Linked DNA regions of Homo sapiens: region 2 is linked to region 1. A link is a loop called in an ENCODE intact Hi-C map of the cell type or tissue named here. Cell type or tissue: A673. All regions are shown on one strand. Region 1 holds the start of NOS1 (nitric oxide synthase 1). Region 2 overlaps NOS1 (nitric oxide synthase 1).

What was found. Hi-C counts contacts between places; a loop is a spot of excess contacts. Peaks named below come from ENCODE experiments on the same cell type or tissue, not always from the same donor. Only the 100,000 strongest peaks of a DNase experiment are listed, where the experiment ranks them.
Region 2: it touches region 1 in a loop (4-fold over the local background); 31 of 110 quality-filtered maps call a loop at or near these places.

What each region holds. Positions count from the first base shown.
Region 1 is chr12:117,359,529-117,362,028 of GRCh38, reverse strand. NOS1 (nitric oxide synthase 1) reads left to right here and starts at 403. Exons shown (of 29, transcript NM_000620.5): 1 at 403-517. RefSeq lists promoters at 1-278, 445-517, 742-902, 1-902. In A673, no CTCF peak of the experiment used is centred here; no DNase peak of the experiment used is centred here; H3K4me3 peaks cover 1,825 bases; H3K27ac peaks cover 1,506 bases; H3K27me3 peaks cover 599 bases.
Region 2 is chr12:117,235,723-117,238,222 of GRCh38, reverse strand. The region is part of intron 20 of NOS1 (nitric oxide synthase 1); the gene reads left to right. Among named protein-coding and RNA genes, the nearest start is that of FBXO21, 47 kb to the right of the region's middle. RefSeq lists enhancers at 833-1,337, 1,338-1,842. In A673, a CTCF peak has its summit at 1,557 (motif pointing left); a DNase peak (open chromatin) is centred at 1,552.

The sequences.
Region 1 (2,500 bases):
TCCCAACACTGATGTAGAGGCAGAAATAACCATCCCTGCCTCCCATGGGGCCTTCTCTGCCCAAATAGACCTGCCCTGCCCTGCGTGGCTACTACATTCAGCCCTATCCAGGCTCCCAGAAATTGTCATTGTGTGTGTGTGTGTGTGTGTGTGTGTGTGTGTATGTGTGTGTGTGTGTGTGTGTGTGTGTTTCCTGATAGAAAAAAAAAAATGGAAATTAGGTTATATAAAAGATGTATGCTTTGGAGCCCAGAGCGGCTCTTTTAATGAGGGTTGCGACGTCTCCCTCCCCACACCCATAAACCAGTCGGGTTGGACGTCACTGCTAATTCGTTTCAGTGATGATAGGATAAAGGAGGGACATTAAGAAATAAATTCCCCCTCACGACCCTCGCTGAGCTCACGGCTCAGTCCCTACATATTTATGCCGCGTTTCCAGCCGCTGGGTGAGGAGCTACTTAGCGCCGCGGCTCCTCCGAGGGGCGGCCGGGCAGCGAGCAGCGGCCGAGCGGACGGGGTGAGCCAGGGGCGCGCGCGGGGCGCCCAGCACTGCGCCGGGGAAGCCCGCAGCCTCCGTCCCGAACTTGGGTTCGCTGAGGCTGAGGGAGGGGACGCAAGGGGAGGGAAGAAGAGAAGGGAGGAGTGGGGGCTAGGGGAGAGGGGGTGGGGAGGGATCTTGGAGGCACAAAGCGGAGGGGAAGGGGAGGGACGCGCGCGGCTCCTACCAGGAGGCGAGTGGGTGCAACCGGCGCCCTCCAGCCGCGCGGGGCGGCGGACTCGGAGGATTCAGAACCCGGAGCGCGGCGGCCGCGGGCGCCCGGGAGGAAGAGGAGGAGTACGAGGCGGGCGGGCGGGTGCGCAGCGCGAAGAGGCAGCCTCGGCGCTGCCCGGCTCGGCGTCAGGTGAGTTCCTGATCCAGGCGTCCCGCGCCCCTTCTCCGTCCCCAGGGCTCCCCGCTCCCGCCCGAGCCCCTGGTGTGCGCGGAAGGCTCGGGCTTTGCTGCGCGTCCCAACTTGGTTCGGGCGGCCTCATTTTCCTCCTAGCGGGCGGCCTCAGGCCGGGGGCTCCGGTCCGGGGGTCTACGCGCCCAGGCTCCAACTTTGCAAGACCCTAGTCGTTCCTCAGCCGCGCGCTTGGCTCCGAGCTGTGCGCTGGCGGTAATGGCGGAGCCCTTGGCACAGCTCGCTACCCTCCCGCGGGCAGCCCGGGCTGGGGGATGCCAGTCCCTGGGGACCGTTGTACCTGCCCAAGCTCAACTTTACGCCTTCCTCGGTGCCCGACTCTGCGGCCGAATCGCAACTGCGAGCCGCAGGTAATGGCGGAGTCTTTGGCACTGCCAGCTGTCCGCGGCTGGGGGCCCGAGGCTGGGAGGGCTCCGCTCCCGGAACATCGCTCCGGCCTGGCCTCCAACTTTGCGAGGAGCCTCCTTGCGCTCTCCTCCCGCGGTCATGGCGGGGCCGCCCGCACCTCTCACTTCTTCCGTCTGGGCGAGATTGGGGTGTAAGAGCGCCGTCTCCAAAACCTGGGAAAGTTGTGCTTCTCCCGCAAAGGAGGCTCTAGGGAGGCCGAGGGGCGCGTTCCGCCACGGTTCGGGGCTGGGCAGTGGAAGGAGCGCTCGATGAGGTTGCTTCCAGGTGGCCAGGGTTCGGAGCAGGGTCCCCGGGGGATCCAACTTCCAGGGCCACTCAGGGGCCTTGCGTCCGAGGTCCCGGAAGGGGCTCTCTCGGGACTGCGCCCCAGAGGACGCCAGACGCTCGCCCCCACCCCCAGGGCACTGTGACCAGAGAGCTCATGGCTCTCCAAGCTCCGCATCAGGCTGTCTGGGGTAGACATCTAGAGAGGAGAGGCTCTCACGGAGAAGGCAGCCGAGGAGGGCAGGAACCTTTCCAGTGACTCCCCTGGGTTCTGGTCCTAGATCGACCCTTTACTTGTTGCGTGACCTTCGGTAAGTCTCTTCATCTTTCCCAGCCTCAGTTTCTCATCTGTAAAATGGAGAAACTACCTTTTTCGTGGGGCTGTCATGAGGACCTTAAAAAATCATAAATGTGAATATGAAGTCAGGGTAAGCGTTCATAACGCAGGAAGTGTTGCTGATATATATATATATATATATATATATATATATATATATATATATATATATATATATATAAAACCATTATTGTAATGCTCTGGGACCGGATCTGGGAGACTCGCACGCAGGTCTAGGGTTTCCCCACCAGTAGGAACCGGGGGGTCTACCCCACAGGGTACTACAGGCTGCGGAAGATTGCTCTCGCCTCCATCTCTACCCCAGTAATCCTGGGAAAGACGCATGGGATTCTTCCCTCTACTCCCATAGCCCAGCTCAAACCCTGCGCTCAGGCCTAAGAAAAGCGCGCACGCAGCCACCACGGAGGGAGGGTCCCCAGGGACGCCGCTAGGCAAGGGTGCGGTGCAGGCGAGCGCGCCCATAGGCGCCTCATCTCACCTCTGGCGGCCCACGACATTGGGAGACAGC
Region 2 (2,500 bases), 120 kb after region 1:
GAAGCCTGTCACTCCCCAGCTTCACAGCCCCTGATGGTCTCCTGCTGGACTTTAGGAAACCTCCAAACTCCTTGCCATGACAGGTCATCATGAGGCTCTTGTGATCTGGCCACTACCACCCTCCAAACAAACACTCCAGCCTTCTTTCCCTTCCTTGAACATGCCACCTTTTCTCTGCCTCTGGGCCTTTGCACGTGCTCTTCCCCATCCCTGGAATGCTGTGCCTGCAGGTCTTTGCACGTCTCTGCTTAAGTGTCAAATCGCCAGAGAAGTCTCCCTGACCGTCCTGTCTGACATAGCCTGCTCCCCTCAACCCATCACCACCCACTCGTCCACATCACCAACCCCACCTGAGATCCTTTAAGTGACTTCTCAATGAGAATAGGGCACTTTGCTGTCCTTCCCCTCTCTCACCAGTGCCTAGAACAGTGCCTGACACATGATGTACAGGTGTGGAATGAATGAACCTTGTTACCTTGAGCAGTTCACAGGTGACAATATTTACTCTTTTCACTGAAGAATGCACATTTTCTGTTTTTTTTTTTCCATTTAATGCTGGACATTAGCAAATTATTCTTTCATCTGCAAACCTATCATTGAGCCACCGCCAAGCATGTGTGTATATGTGATGCTTCTGGATGTGGCTAGACATAAGTCACACAGAGGGGACACTCGGGGGGAGAAGGGAATAGGGCCCAAATGGCTGCTGCTGTTCCATTGCCTCTTCCCCTTCTCCCTGTACTTCTCATATGGCCCATATGTGTCCCAAGCTTGAAGAAAAAATAAAAAATAGGCCAGGCGTGGTGGCTCACACCTGTAATCCTAGCACTTTGGGAGGTTGAGGCGGTGGATCATCTGAAATCAGGAATTTGAGACCAGCCTGGCCATCATGGTTAAACCCTGTCTCTGCTAAAAGTACAAAAACTAGCCGGGCATGGTGGCGGGCTACTGTAATCCCAGCTACTCGGGAGGCTGAGGCAGGAGAATCTCTTGAACCCAGGAGGTGGACTGCACTCCAGCCTGGGCAACAGAGAGAGACTCCATCTCAAAAAAAAATAAAAATAATAATGAAATGCTAAAAATTCTCTACTTACAAAGCTCAGCAGAACTGAGATTTAAGACAATTGGTTTCTGAGCCAGTGCTATCGCCCAGAGGGTCGGCTTCCCAGCAAAGCATCAAAGACCAGTCCACCAAGGTGCCCTGGGGCCCCACAGCCATTCTGCCAGGGTTCTCAGCAAGCGGCATGCAGAGTCAGTCCCCTTGGTTAAACTCCCAGCAGGGCCAGAGCCTGGGCCCACCTTGCATTCTAGCCCACCTGCCAGCCACGTTCCCATGCCTGCTCCTTGTCTGCACGGCCACCCTCTGCCTCGTTCAAGAGGACTTTGGGGGAGGTGGCTGTGCTCGTGAGCTAGCTCAGCAAGTTTGGGTCCTCTGCATTTCTATTTTGTACAAATCGTGATGATCTGGGAAGAAAGCGGGAATTGATTTGCGGGCCTTTCAAAGGCTTCCTTTGGGTAGACTTAGGAGGCTCCCAAATTAGAAACCCCACAGCGCCCCCTGCTGGCCCCGGCTTCTGCGAGTTCCTTCTTGCAGCTCTCTGGAGGTGTTGTCTTTTTGCTCCCCAGGAACCAAAGACTGGTGTGAGCTCTGAGAAGGCTCAGTCGTGCAAGTTCCCAGACAGGGCAAGGTCTGCCCATGGAGGGCCAGTGGGACTCCAGACTCTAATACTGCCATTCACAATTATGGTCGCTAAGTTCCCCACTATGCTAAGGGCGGGGATGCCTTGCTTCAAGAAAATACTTGACACCCTTTCCTCCCCCAAAATAATGTGCCCGCTCAACTCTTTTTAATAATGGTGGCTATTTGTAGCACAAAAGGTTCTCGGTTGAGCCAAAAAGTCCTTTAAATAGCGAGTCCCATTGGGCTATTCAAGTGTTGATTTACATACCATAGAGAATATAGAAACTTCATGTTGAATATCAAGCGTCTCTAGCCACTGAAAATTAATTGGCAATGAAGAAAAAGCAGATCTGAAAAAGCAATCGTAGCTCAAAGGGTGCAAAGGATTTGATTTCTCAAAGTGTAATCGATCCTCGAGTTTGCAGGTGTTGGGTGAAATGCAGTATATCTGTACTGAAATACAGATATGGGGTTTGTTTGTTTTTTGGGTTGGGGTGGGAGGATGTAGTTTCGCTCTGTTGCCCAGGCTGGAATGCAGTGGTGCAGTTTCTGCTCATTGCAACCTCCACCTCCTGGGTTCAAGCGATTCTCCCGCCTCAGCCTCCCAAGTAGCTGGGATTACAGGCACATGCCACAATGCCCAGCTAATTTTTGTGTTTTTAGTAGAGACGGGGTTTTGTCATGTTGGCCAGGCTGGTCTCAAACTCCTGACCTCAGGTGATCTGTGTACCTCCACCTCCCAAAGTGCTGGGATTACAGGCGTGAGCCACCGTGCCCAGCCTGTACTGAAACTTTTTAAAGGACCAGAATAATCACATT